2 separate regions of the Homo sapiens genome follow, and region 2 is linked to region 1. Evidence: chromatin contacts called from ENCODE Hi-C or POLR2A ChIA-PET data. All regions are on one chromosome and are shown on one strand. Each heading gives the region's core, a stretch centred on a gene start or an enhancer-like site at or near the end of the contact. The rest is flanking DNA. Distances are from core to core; before and after follow the strand shown.

Evidence for each region. Hi-C counts contacts between places; a loop is a spot of excess contacts on that map. ChIA-PET counts read pairs that join two places held with the same protein, here RNA polymerase II (POLR2A). Pooled maps may share reads with other maps.
Region 2: a loop to region 1 is called in a pooled map, with 2.0 times the contacts of the local background. The contact joins two enhancer-like sites. A Hi-C loop is called at or near these places in 2 of 168 maps with a recorded cell type or tissue (astrocyte of the cerebellum and sciatic nerve) and 1 of 50 pooled maps. POLR2A ChIA-PET finds 5 or more read pairs at or near these places in 6 of 52 experiments (CD4-positive, alpha-beta T cell, CD4-positive, alpha-beta memory T cell, CD8-positive, alpha-beta T cell and 3 more).

Annotation. Positions count from the first base shown.
Region 1 is chr11:118,714,249-118,721,340 of GRCh38, forward strand. It overlaps LOC124902766 (endogenous retrovirus group K member 7 Env polyprotein-like), which reads right to left. Exons shown (of 3, transcript XR_007062912.1): 2 at 5,945-7,092. Among named protein-coding and RNA genes, the nearest start is that of TREH, 38 kb to the left of the region's middle. RefSeq lists enhancers at 1,348-2,153, 2,154-2,961, 2,962-3,767, 4,576-5,381, 5,420-6,161 and 1 more. Within about 2 kb of position 1,662, at least 6 of the 41 ENCODE cell types and tissues checked have a DNase peak (open chromatin) inside an H3K27ac peak, as active enhancers do.
Region 2 is chr11:118,893,927-118,900,713 of GRCh38, forward strand. CXCR5 (C-X-C motif chemokine receptor 5) reads left to right here. Exons shown (of 2, transcript NM_001716.5): 2 at 1-3,861. The coding sequence ends at 737. BCL9L (BCL9 like) reads right to left here. Exons shown (of 10, transcript NM_001378213.1): 8 at 6,693-6,787; 9 at 5,991-6,272; 10 at 2,210-5,582. The coding sequence ends at 4,489. Among named protein-coding and RNA genes, the nearest start is that of MIR4492, 13 kb to the right of the region's middle. RefSeq lists enhancers at 1,838-2,596, 4,216-4,723. Within about 2 kb of position 2,478, at least 8 of the 41 ENCODE cell types and tissues checked have a DNase peak (open chromatin) inside an H3K27ac peak, as active enhancers do.

The sequences.
Region 1 (7,092 bases), core at 412-2,911:
CGTGGTGGCTCACGCCTGTAATCCCAGCACTTTGGGAGGCCGAGGTGGGCAGATTACAAGGTCAAGAGATTGAGACCATCCTGGCCAACATGGTGAAACCTCGTCTCTACTAAAAATACAAAAAATAAACTGGGCGTGGTGGTGCGTGCCTGTAGTCCCAGCTTCTCAGGAGGCTGAGGCAGGAGAATTGCTTGAACCCAGGAGGCAGAGGTTGCAGTGAGCTGAGATCACACCACTGCACTCCAGCCTGGTGACAGAGCAAGACTTCGTCTGAAAAAAAAAAAAAAGTTTATTTTGCAAAGGTTAAGCAGGGCCCATGGCACAGTCTCAGGAGGCCCTGATGACATGTGCCCAGGGTGGTCAGAATACAGCTGAAGTGGGCGGATCACCTGAGGTCAGGAGTCCAAGACCAGCCTGACCAACATGGAGAAACCCTGTCTCTACTAAAAATACAAAATTAGCCGGGCATGGTGACACATGCCTGTAATCCCAGCTACTCAGGAGGCTGAGGCAGAAGAATCGCTTGAACCCAGGAGGCAGAGGTTGTGGTGAGCCGAGATCACACCATTGCACTCCAGCCTGGGCAACAACAGCAAAACTCTGTCTCCAAAAAAAAAAAAAAAAAAAAAAAAAAAAACAGTTATCAGTAAAAAAGGAATGTCTGGGTTATGATAAGTGGATGTGGAGATCAAGGTTTTATCATGTAAATGAAGCCTCCATGTAGCAGGCTTCAGAGAGAATAGATTGTAAATGTTTCTTATCAGAGGTAAGGTTTGTGTTGATGTTGATGCTGGAGGGATAATGAGGCATGTCCAACCTCCTTTTCTATCATGGCCTGAACTAGTTTTTCAGGTTAACTTTGGAATGTCTTTGGCCAAGAGGAGGGGTCCATTCAGATGATTAGGGGGGCCTTAGAATTTTATTTTTTATTTACAGCCCCCAAACCCACATCTGCCCCTGCACACAGTGACTGCCCCCGTTACCCTGGGGAATGGCTGCAGATCCCTCTGTGCATATGGGGTGGGAGGGTGAGGGCGTGGGGAAGAGTCACAGGTTACCTGTGGCACATTGCAGGGTCCTTCCCAAAGGGGCCTGGCCTGTCTCAGGCCACAGGCCCTGGATCCCTGCACTAGCTTAGCTCTGAGGCCTGTGTAAAAGGTTGTGAAACCACACTGCAGTGACTTGATTTTCAGGGTTGCCCCATCTTTTGGCTTCCCTGGGCTGCTCTGGAAGAAGAATTGCCTTGGGCTGCACATAAAATACACTAACGATAGCTGATGAGCTAAAAAAAAAAAAAAAATCACAAAAAAATCTCATGATGTTTTAAGAAAGTTTGAGAATTTGCATTGGGCCGCATTCAAGGCTGTCTCGGGACACATGCACTCTGTGGGCTGTGGGTTGGACAAGCTTGATTTAGGTTTTGTTCCACCAGACTGGAGTGTTTCATCCTGCCTGTGTCTAGCAGCATGTTAGAAGGCTGCATTCTCTTAGCAGAGACCCTGTGATTGAGACAGAGCAGGATTCCTCCTTAGAGGCCTGTGGCTGCTCCCCCGACCACCCCAGCATGGAAATAAAACAAAAACCTTGAGTTCCTTCCTTCAAGGGAAATTCCAGGCACCTAGCTGACCTTGAGAAGTAAATGAGCAACTTGATAAGCCAGAAAGTGTGAAAGGAAGAATAAAATCTTGGGAGCCCAAATTCACTATGCCAAAAAGGAAAAGTTAAGTGTGGAAGCTGAGTCACGGGAGGGGGCGGGAACAAGTGCCTTTCCTTTTGTTTCTAAACTGATAGCTGCAGATGGAAGGCCACAGGTGGCCTCCTTCACCCTGACAATGTAAATTAACAGCTTATCTTTGCAGGCGGGGGATGAGGGTAGGTAAGGGACAAGAGGAGACTAGAAATCATCGTCCCCACCCACTCCAAGATAAATGCATATTTGACTGTTTCCTGTACTCTGTTTATTTTGTCTTATGTAAAGTGCCAATTTACCATGTGAGATGAATACAGAATTGACTGTTCCTTTTACCCCCCGCCCCCACCCCCTTTTTTTTTTTTCTTTTTTTGAGACGGAGTCTTGTTCTGTCACCCAGGCTGGAGTGCAGTGGTGTGATCTTGGCTCACTGCAACTTCTGCCTCCCGGGTTCAAGCGATTCTCCTGCCTCAGCCTCCCCAGTAGCTGGGATTACAGGCGTGCATCACCACGCCTGGCTAATTTTTGTATTTTTATTAGAGATGGGGTTTCGCCTTGTTGGCCAGGCTGGTCTCAAACTCCTGACCTCAGGTGATCCTCCCACCTCGGCCTCCCAAAGTGCTGGGATTACAGGCGTGAGCCACCGTGCCCGGCCTTCTACTCCCTTTTTTTCCTGTGCAACATGTGGATTCAGTGAGCTTAAACAAAGCCGCAAAACAAAGTGACCATATCCTCCCTCTTTTTTTTTTTTTTAATGTTCCCTTTCCCCTCCTGCCTGCTTTTTCCCCTTTACTTTTTATTTTTATTTTTTGAGATGGCGTCTCTCTCTGTCACCCAGGCTGGAGTGCAATAGCGTGATCTTGGCTCACTGCAACCTCCGCCTCCCAGGTTCAAGCGATTCTCCTGCCTCAGCTTCCTGAGTAGCTGGGATTACAGGTGCATGCCACCACACTCGGCTAATTTTTGTATTTTTAGTAGAGACAGGGTTTCACCATGTTGGTCAGGCTAGTCTCAAACTCCTGACTTTGTGATCCAGCTGCCTCGGCCTCCCAAAGTGCTGGGATTACAGGCCTGAGCCACTGTGCCCGGCCACTTTCATGCACGTCCGTGTAAAGAGACCACCAAACAGGCTTTGTGTGAGCAATAAAGCTTTTAATCACTTGGGTGCAGGCAGGCTGAGTCCAAAAAGAGAGTCAGTGAAGAGAGATAGGGGTGGGGCCATTTTATAAGATTTGGGTAGATAAAGGAAAATTACAGTCAAAGGGGGTTGTTCTCTGGCAGGCAGGAGTGGGGGTCACAAGGTGCTCAGTGGGGGAGCTTTTGAGCCAGGATGAGCCAGGAGAAGGAATTTCACAAGACAATGTCATCAGTTAAGGCAGGAACGGGCCATTTTCACTTCTTTTGTGGTGGATTGTCATCAGTTAAGGCAGCAACCAGCCATCTGGATGTGTACGTGCAGGTCACAGGGGATATGATGGCTTAGCTTGGGCCCAGAGGGCTGACATTCCTGTCTTCTTATATTAATAAGAAAAATAAAATGAAATAGTGGTAAAGTGTTGGGATGGCGAAAATTTTGGGGGATGGTATGGAGAGATAATGGGGGATGTTTCTCAGGGCTGCTTCGAGCGGGATTAGGGGTGGCGTGGGAACCTAGAGTGGGAGAGATTAAGCTGAAGGAAGATTTTGTGGTAAGGGGTGATATTGTGGGGTTGTTAGAAGAAACATTTGTCATTTAGAATTATTGGTGATGGCCTGGATACAGTTTTGTATGAATTGAAAAACTAAATGGAATAAGAGAAGGAGAAAAACAGGTATAAAAGGTCTAAGAATTGGGACGACTCAGGACATCTGATTAGAGAGTGCCTAAGGAGATTCAGCATAGTCCTGCCAGCAAAGATTATTTATTTACTTCAAGAGGTAAGAGTGGCAGTTTGGGGATAGCACCAGGAGATATCAGCTGTGATGGCTTAGAGAAACAGTGTAAACCGGCAGTGTAAACAAGAGCAGAGCATGTATGAGTAGTTGAGAACGGTGAATAGGAGTATGACTAGACAGAAGATAGTAGGGATGACAAGTTTTTTTGGGGGCACGGTGGAAGTTGGTCTGATGTCTGGAATGAGACTGGGGCCTAATAAAAAGGAGCATCTATACAGGAGCTCAAATGGGCTGTACCTTGTAGCATTCTGAGGACATGTCTGACTTCTGAGAAGGGAAAGTGGTAAAAGTATTGTCCAGTCCTTTTTAAGTTGGTGGCTGAGCTTGGTGAGGTGTGTTTTTAAAAGACCTTTAGTCCGTTCTACTTTTCCTGAAGACACAGGACAGTAAGGGATATAAAGGTTTCACTGAATACTAAGAGCCTGAAAACCTGCTTGGCTGATTTGACTAATAAAGGCTGGTCTGTTAACAGACTGTATAGAGGTGGGAAGACTAAACTGAGGAATTATGTCTGACAGAAGGGAAGAAATGACTGCGGTGGCCTTCTCAGACCCTGTAGGAAAGGTCTGTACCTATTCAGTGAAAGTGTCTACCTAGACTAAGAGGTATTTTAGTTATCTGACTCGGGGCATGTTGAGTAAAGCTAATTTGCCAGTCCTGGGTGGGGGCAAATCCTCGAGCTTGATGTGTAGGGAAGGGAGGGGGCCTGAATAATCCCTGAGGGATAGTAGAATAGCAGATGGAACACTGAGAAGTTATTTCCTTGAGGATAGATTTCCACGATGGAAAGGAAATGGGAGGTTCTAAGAGGCCGGCTAGTGGCTTGTACTATAGCATAACCTGCCTTTGCTGGTGTGTGGCGATTAGGCCTGGTGGAAACCACCATCAATAAATCAAGCGTGATCAGGGTGAGGAACAGGAAAGAAGGAAATATGGGGAAATTGGGTGAATGTCAGGTGGATCAGAGAGATACAGTCATGGGGGTCAGGTGTGGTATCAGGAATAATGTGGGAGGCCGGATTGAAGTCCGGGCCAGGAACAATGGTAATTGTGGGACTTAACAACGAGTGAGTACAGCTGAAGGAGCCAGGGAGCAGAAAGTATATGCGTCAGGTATGAGGAAGAAAATAGATTTTGGAAGTTATGAGAAATGTAGAGAGTAAGTTGAGCATAGTTTGTGATTTTGAGGGCCTCTAAAAGTATTAGGGCGGCAGCAGCCGCTGCACGGAGACATGAGGGCTAGGCTAAAACAGTAAGGTCAAGTTGTTTGCACAGAAAGGCTACAGGGTGCGGTCCTGGCTCTTGTGTAAGAATTCTGACCGCACTAACCATGCCTAGGAAGGAAAGGAGTTGTTGTTTTGTAAGGGATTGAGGTTTGGGAGATTAATCAGACATGATTAACAGGGAGAGCACGTGTGTTTTTATGAGAATTATGCCGAGATAGGTAACAGATGAGGATGAAATTTGGGCTTGACTGAAGTAATGGGGGCTGTCTGTGAAGCCTTGTGGCAGTACAGCCCAGGTAATTTGCTGAGCCTGATGGGTGTCAGAGTCAGTCCAAGTGAAGCGAAGAGAGGCTGGGATGACGGGTGCAAAGGAATAGTAAAGAAAGCACGTTTGAGATCCAGTACAGAGTAATGGATTGTGGAGAGAGGTATTGAGGATAGGAGAGTATATGGGTTTAGCACCATGGGGTGGATAGGCAAAACAATTTGGTTGATAAGGCATAGATCCTGAACTAACTTGTAAGGCTTGTCTGGTTTTAGGACAGGTAAAATGGGGGAATTGTAAGGAGAGTTTATAGGCTTTAGAAGGCCATGCTGTAGCAGGCGAGTGATAACAGGCTTTAATCCTTTCAAAGCATGCTGTGGGATGGGATATTGGCATTGAGCCGTGTGAGGGTGATTAGGTTTTAATGAGATGGTAAGGGGTGCATGATTGGTCACCAAGGAGGGAGTAGAGGTATCTTATACTTGTGGGTTAAGGTGGGGGAATACAAGAGGAGGACGCAAAGGAGGCTTTGGATTGGGAAGAAGGGCAGCAATAAGATGCAGCTGTAATCCAGGAATAGTCAGGGAAGCAGATCATTTAGTTAAAGTGTCTCAGCCTAATAAGGGAACTGGGCAGGTGGGGATAACTAAAAGGAGTGCTCAAAAGAGTATTGTCTAAATTGGCAGCAGGGTTGGGGAGTTTTAAGAGGTTTAGAAGTCTGGCTGTCAATACGCACAGCAGTTATGGAGGCAAGGGAAACAGGCCTTTGAAAAGTAGGTAATGTGGAGTGGGTAGCCTCCGTATTGACTAAGAAGGGGAAGGACTTACCCTCCACTGTGAGATTACTTAAAGCTCGGCATCCGCGATGGTCTACGGGGCTTCCAAGGCGATCAGGCAGCATCAGTCTTCAGCTGCTAAGCCGAGAAGGAGTCAGTCAGAGAGCCTTGGGCCAGAATTCCAGGGGTTCTGGGAGTGGCTGCCAGGTGAGTTGAACAGTCCGATTTCCAGTGGGGTCCCGCGCAGATGGGACACGGCTTAGGAGGAATCCTGGGCTGCAGGCATTCCTCGGCCTGGTGGTCAGATTTCTGGCACTTGTAGCAAGTTCCTGGGGGAGGAGGTTCTGGAGGAACGCCTGGCCACTGCGGTTTAGGCGTTTGGAAGTTCTTGTGGGCTGGAGATGTGGCTGGGGTTTGTCTCACAGTAAAGGCAAGGAATTGCGACTTTTTTCTATTATTGTACACCTTGAAGGTGAGGTTAATTAAATCCTGTTGTGGGGTTTGAGGGCTGGAATTTAATTTTTGGAGTTTTATTTAATGTCGGGAGCAGATTGAGTAATAAAATGTATATTGAGAATAATACAGCCTTTTGACCTTTTAGGTCTAGGGCTGTAAAGCATCTCAGGGTTGCTGCCGAACGAGCCATGAACTGGGCTGGGTTTTTTATATTTGATGAAAAAGAGCCTAAACGCTATCTGATTTGGGATAAAGAAAAAGGAGCATTAACCTTGACTATGCCTTTAGCTCCAGCCACCTTTTTAAGAGTAAATTGCTGGGCAGGTGGGGGAGGGCTAGTCACGGAATGAAACTGTAAGCCGGACGGGTGTGTGGAGGGGAGGTGATAAAAGAATTATAGGGTGGAGGAGCAGAGGCTTGAAGGGGTGGGTTGCCCCTCCACACCTGTGGGTGTTTCTCGTAAGGTGGAACGAGAGACTTGGAAAAGAAAAAGACACAGAGACAAAGTATAGAGAAAGAAATAAGGGGACCCGGGGAACCAGCGTTCAGCATATGGAGGATCCCGCCAGCCTCTGAGTTCCCTTAGTATTTATTGATCATTCGTGGGTGTTTCTCCGAGAGGGGGATGTGTCAGGGTCACAAGACAATAGTGGGGAGAGGGTCAGCAGACAAACACGTGAACAAAGGTCTTTGCATCATAGACGAGGTAAAGGATTAAGTGCTGTGCTCTTAGATATGCATACA
Region 2 (6,787 bases), core at 1,228-3,727, 180 kb after region 1:
TGCACAAAGTCAACTTCTACTGCAGCAGCCTGCTCCTGGCCTGCATCGCCGTGGACCGCTACCTGGCCATTGTCCACGCCGTCCATGCCTACCGCCACCGCCGCCTCCTCTCCATCCACATCACCTGTGGGACCATCTGGCTGGTGGGCTTCCTCCTTGCCTTGCCAGAGATTCTCTTCGCCAAAGTCAGCCAAGGCCATCACAACAACTCCCTGCCACGTTGCACCTTCTCCCAAGAGAACCAAGCAGAAACGCATGCCTGGTTCACCTCCCGATTCCTCTACCATGTGGCGGGATTCCTGCTGCCCATGCTGGTGATGGGCTGGTGCTACGTGGGGGTAGTGCACAGGTTGCGCCAGGCCCAGCGGCGCCCTCAGCGGCAGAAGGCAGTCAGGGTGGCCATCCTGGTGACAAGCATCTTCTTCCTCTGCTGGTCACCCTACCACATCGTCATCTTCCTGGACACCCTGGCGAGGCTGAAGGCCGTGGACAATACCTGCAAGCTGAATGGCTCTCTCCCCGTGGCCATCACCATGTGTGAGTTCCTGGGCCTGGCCCACTGCTGCCTCAACCCCATGCTCTACACTTTCGCCGGCGTGAAGTTCCGCAGTGACCTGTCGCGGCTCCTGACGAAGCTGGGCTGTACCGGCCCTGCCTCCCTGTGCCAGCTCTTCCCTAGCTGGCGCAGGAGCAGTCTCTCTGAGTCAGAGAATGCCACCTCTCTCACCACGTTCTAGGTCCCAGTGTCCCCTTTTATTGCTGCTTTTCCTTGGGGCAGGCAGTGATGCTGGATGCTCCTTCCAACAGGAGCTGGGATCCTAAGGGCTCACCGTGGCTAAGAGTGTCCTAGGAGTATCCTCATTTGGGGTAGCTAGAGGAACCAACCCCCATTTCTAGAACATCCCTGCCAGCTCTTCTGCCGGCCCTGGGGCTAGGCTGGAGCCCAGGGAGCGGAAAGCAGCTCAAAGGCACAGTGAAGGCTGTCCTTACCCATCTGCACCCCCCTGGGCTGAGAGAACCTCACGCACCTCCCATCCTAATCATCCAATGCTCAAGAAACAACTTCTACTTCTGCCCTTGCCAACGGAGAGCGCCTGCCCCTCCCAGAACACACTCCATCAGCTTAGGGGCTGCTGACCTCCACAGCTTCCCCTCTCTCCTCCTGCCCACCTGTCAAACAAAGCCAGAAGCTGAGCACCAGGGGATGAGTGGAGGTTAAGGCTGAGGAAAGGCCAGCTGGCAGCAGAGTGTGGCCTTCGGACAACTCAGTCCCTAAAAACACAGACATTCTGCCAGGCCCCCAAGCCTGCAGTCATCTTGACCAAGCAGGAAGCTCAGACTGGTTGAGTTCAGGTAGCTGCCCCTGGCTCTGACCGAAACAGCGCTGGGTCCACCCCATGTCACCGGATCCTGGGTGGTCTGCAGGCAGGGCTGACTCTAGGTGCCCTTGGAGGCCAGCCAGTGACCTGAGGAAGCGTGAAGGCCGAGAAGCAAGAAAGAAACCCGACAGAGGGAAGAAAAGAGCTTTCTTCCCGAACCCCAAGGAGGGAGATGGATCAATCAAACCCGGCGGTCCCCTCCGCCAGGCGAGATGGGGTGGGGTGGAGAACTCCTAGGGTGGCTGGGTCCAGGGGATGGGAGGTTGTGGGCATTGATGGGGAAGGAGGCTGGCTTGTCCCCTCCTCACTCCCTTCCCATAAGCTATAGACCCGAGGAAACTCAGAGTCGGAACGGAGAAAGGTGGACTGGAAGGGGCCCGTGGGAGTCATCTCAACCATCCCCTCCGTGGCATCACCTTAGGCAGGGAAGTGTAAGAAACACACTGAGGCAGGGAAGTCCCCAGGCCCCAGGAAGCCGTGCCCTGCCCCCGTGAGGATGTCACTCAGATGGAACCGCAGGAAGCTGCTCCGTGCTTGTTTGCTCACCTGGGGTGTGGGAGGCCCGTCCGGCAGTTCTGGGTGCTCCCTACCACCTCCCCAGCCTTTGATCAGGTGGGGAGTCAGGGACCCCTGCCCTTGTCCCACTCAAGCCAAGCAGCCAAGCTCCTTGGGAGGCCCCACTGGGGAAATAACAGCTGTGGCTCACGTGAGAGTGTCTTCACGGCAGGACAACGAGGAAGCCCTAAGACGTCCCTTTTTTCTCTGAGTATCTCCTCGCAAGCTGGGTAATCGATGGGGGAGTCTGAAGCAGATGCAAAGAGGCAAGAGGCTGGATTTTGAATTTTCTTTTTAATAAAAAGGCACCTATAAAACAGGTCAATACAGTACAGGCAGCACAGAGACCCCCGGAACAAGCCTAAAAATTGTTTCAAAATAAAAACCAAGAAGATGTCTTCACATATTGTATTTATATATTTATATTTATATATATATTTATATAATGGTACAAAATGGCTGGGGGTGTGGCCATGGATGGAGGGAAGAGTAGGCTGGCCTGTGGCGTGGGTGGGAGGAGAGGGGACGGAGAGGGCACTCGGCCCGCTGCAATCTGACCCCTCTCTCCTCAGGGCAGGAAACACAGAGTCAGACAGTTTGGGGGGGTCTTGGGCCAGGGGTGGAGGGCTCAAGGGCACAGGGCCCAGGCTGAGGCAGGGCGGGCAAAGCGCCTGGCAGGATGAAGGGCAAGTGGCCCCCCAAACACAGAGGCCCTGGCCATGGACCCTGGGAGGTGACCGGGGTGAGTCAGGGGCCTGTTGTCAGCCCCAGAGGAAGCGCTGGACCTGGCCGATGGTGGGCCGAGAGGACAGCACCAGGCTGGGAGAAGTGGGGCGAGTTCCCTTTGTATTACAGCTGCCAGTGCAAGACCAGGCCCTCCAGGCCAGGAAGGCTAGGGACGGGTCCTGGTAGAAGACACCCTGTCTAGAATGGCCCTTGGTCCTGGAGGTGGGGCGCAAAAGGCCTCAGCCAGGGAACTGCCCTGCCACCTCCCGAGGCAGGAAAGGAAGTGAGAAAAGGAGAAGTTTTTTTACTCCTGGGGCCAAAGTAGGGGGACAAACACCCAGTCGTATATGGCTTCAGCTCTGACCAAAGGCGGATAGGGAGCTCTCCTGGGTAGGAGCAGGGAGCCAAGGGGGAGGCAGTGGCTGTGCCTGGGTGGGCACAGACAGATCTGGTACATGGCCCTGAGCCCTGGGCAGAGGGACAACCTTGCCGGTGAGTGGGCAGGCAGAGAGGAGGCGGCAGGATGCTGTTTCCCCGATTCCATCCTCAGGGAGTGGAGACTGGAGGGGAGGTGCACTGACTCAGATGAACTGTTCTCCCCCTTCTTTGATAAGAAGTAGGTGGCAGCAGCCTCTGGAAAAGTCAGGGCCCTGGAGGTTACCTGGCCCAGGGCTACTACAGCCACAGGCCCCAGTGGCACCATGCCACCCCTTCCATGGCTCCACTCAAGGGGGCCACACAGCCACCGCCTCTTCCTCCTTTCCTTCATCCCAAACTGGGACAAAAGACTTCAAGTTCTGGCTAAGATGTAGCAGCAGCGGATGCCCGGGCATCCAAAGTGGAAAGCCAGGGCCCCGTGTCACCGGTGTGGGCAAACACACATGCACGTGCACACATGTTCTCCCTGAATCACTCAGCAGCAGACAGGCTGCCGCCCTGGGGGTCTCAGCCCTGCTAGGGCTCACCAGGTGGAAGCCTAGGTGGTCTGACCTCAGTTTAGGAGTGGGTCATTTACGTCATCTTACCATTTGGGGACGAGACAGGAATGGTATCCCTTAGGGACCCAGAGACACTGCAAACAGTGGGTGGCCATGTAGGGCTGCATGTCCCTGGGTCCAGGGGAATGGAGGGAGCAATAACTTGAAGAAGGGGGGAAGGGTTTCTTTTATCCTTTTTTTTTTGTGTGACTTCTATCAAAACACAGAAATACAGCACACGCACAAACCAGCACAAAAGCGCAGCGCTCTATTTACAGCTCCGGCTGGCACCTGCCCACCTGGCCAGCCGCCTGCAGGGAGGGGTGGGAGAGGGGTCAGCCACATCAGCAGGGAAAGGATACGAAGCAGGTAAAGACAGAAGGAAAATGGGCGGGTGCGGAGAAACCAAGAGGGAGGTGGAGCTCCAGCAATGCGGACACGAGGAGACAGGAGCAGAAGGGGCTGGGGGAGACCTGACCTGTCCTTCCTCTCTCCCCCCAGATTCCCATCCAGGACTCCAAAAGCATAGCTGAAGGGGGTGTGGCGGGTGCAGGGATGCACGGAAAGAGGTAAAATAGAGAGGCTCCATAGGAATTGGGAGGAGTGGGGGAGGGGCAGTCCTGGTGGCCGAAATGGAACCAACCCCAATGCAAAATCCCCCACCCCACACTGCCACTTCCCCCTAAGCTGCCAGCACATCTGGTTTCCACAAATGCCACTCCCTACACAAGCCCCCTCCCACCCCCTCCACCCCACCCCGCGACCCAGGCCATCCCAACATTGAGGGGAAGAACTTTGTTAAGGTTATCGTATTTGCAACATTGCCCCGGCTCCAGCCCTGGCAGCGACTTCTAGAAGGGCAGGTTGGCCATGCCGCCTGGTGCCGGGAGGTAGCCCATCTGGCTGTCCAGGGACACACTGCGCTGCCGAAGGGGGTGGGACACCATGAGGTTCTGCTGGGGCGGGGGGCCCATGAGGGAGCCCTGCGGGGAGAGCATGTGGGGCGGCTGGCTGTAGACCTCGCCCCCCACGCCCCGCTGCTTCATCAGCATGAAATTCTGCTGGGTCATGAGGCCTTGTGGAGGGGACATGACCCCCTGGTGCAGGCCATGGGGCACCATCCCCTGCTGTGGGGGCACGCCTGTCCTGCCCAGCAAGGACATCTGTCCAGGGTGGCACATGGACATGTTGAGCCCCCGCTGGACGCCCTGCTGGCCTGGGAGGTTGGGAGGCCGAGAGGGAGTCTGCTCCGCCATCATGTTCTGCAGGTTCATGAGATGCAGATTAGGGGGCTGAGCCTTGGGGGGCTGGTTCTCGCTCTTGGGGAAGTACTGGAGGGTGCTGCTTGGCTTCTCAGAGGGGATGATCCTCGACAAGTCGAACTCGGGGATCCCCGTTGGGGTGGGCCGGATCACCTCGCTCAGCTCGGGGTCGTTCAGCACTGATGCCACCCCAGGGAGCACACCCGGTGGGTATGCGTCGCCCATGCGCCCAGCCATGGCTTTGCCCATCAGGTGCTGCTGGGGAGGCATGGGGCCTGGCGGCTGGTTGGGCAGGTCCTCGGGAGGCAGGGCCATGCCTGACGGGTAGTGCTGCTGCAGGCCAGGCCCCCCGCCCCCACCCCCAGTGGGGGCCATGGCACCATGGGGCTGCTGCAGCCGAGGGGGGAAGGGCATCATCTGGGAGGAGCTGGGCACTGGGCCACAGGGGGCATTCAGGGAGTCGGGGCCCCCTGGGGCCATCATCATGGAGTTTTGAGGGGGCCCCCCTGTCCCCTGTGCGTTGGGATGCAGTGGAATGTTGGAGCCCAGAGGGGTGGGGGAGGGCAGCATGGCGGGCGGGGGCTCATGGGACAGGGGCTGCTGGCCTGGCAGGTTCATGCCCATAGGGCTCTGGGCAGCGGCTGAGTTCAGGTGCATCTGGCTGGGCTGGCTGTTGCTGATCCCTGTAGGGAATAGAAGACAGGGGGTCAGGCACGGTGTGCCCAGCTCGGGGAGGGTGCAGGGCTCAGGCCTTCCCCACTCCCAAGCCAGGGGGTGCCAGAGGTCAAAGTCTTCACCACTGGCTTCCCCTGGCTGGGAGGGAAGGGACTGGAGGCATTGATGCTAGAAGCCAAGAGACCAAGTTCTGGCCCAGTTCGCCAGACACACCACCAGGTGTTGGAAAGACCACTCGAGTGCTCTGGGCTGGGTTTCCCTAATGACTCCAGCGAGTGGGAACAGCATCCCGGAGCCTCCACCCCCACACCCAGGGCCTTCAGAGGCACAAAAAAGCCAGCACAACCACAGCTGTGCTCCCCGCTCCCAGTGCCCACACCAGCTGGCCTCCCTGGGGCCCTGGCCTGTCCTCGCACCTGGCCCGGAGCCCTGCGGTGGTGGTGGGGGGGGCAGCAGGGGCCGGTCGGGCAGCAGCTCGTCGTCTGAGGTGGCGATGGTCTTGATGGCATTGTGGTAGAGCGGGGTGGAGCTGGGCATGGCGTACTTGGACATCTGGGTCATCATCAGTGACAGGGGGTTCTGGGAAGGTGTGGGGTCTGGGGAGGAAGTGAATGGTAGGCTGGGGTTCATGAGGCCGCTGGGAGGGTTGGCGGGAGGTGCTGAGGAGCTGCTCCGGGGGCCGCTAGGCGGGAGGGTACCTACAGAAACGGGGAGACAAAGAGAGCAGGGGTGACTGGGGAGGGGCAGATGAGTTTGGCTGTGGATATGGGGAGGTTTAGGAAGCGGTCAGTTCCCCAAATCACCTGGTCCTTCAGACACACCCACAGGCCCCCACTATCTCCAGAGCCCACCAGTCTTCAAGCAATTCCTGCAGCCTCAGGGCCCCAGGCAAGGGGAAGATCCCAGGCCCCAAGTACGATCACTCAAAATGCCTGGGAGACTCACGTGGTACCCCCTGAGAAAGCCCACAAATGTCATCATCTGCCCCATAAGCAGAGCCATCCACCTCTGGGCCCGTGGTACACAGGCCCTTACTCACTCACTGCCCAGCCCCAGCATGGACACACTGCTCAGCGCCTGCCTGCCTGCCTGCCTGCCTGCCTGCGCAATTGACTCACCCTGTTCCATGTTGCTCAGGGTGGTGGAAGAGTTCATGTTGAGAGGCGGCTGCTTGTTCTGGGAGACCCCCGGGCTGGGCATGGCCGTCTTAGGT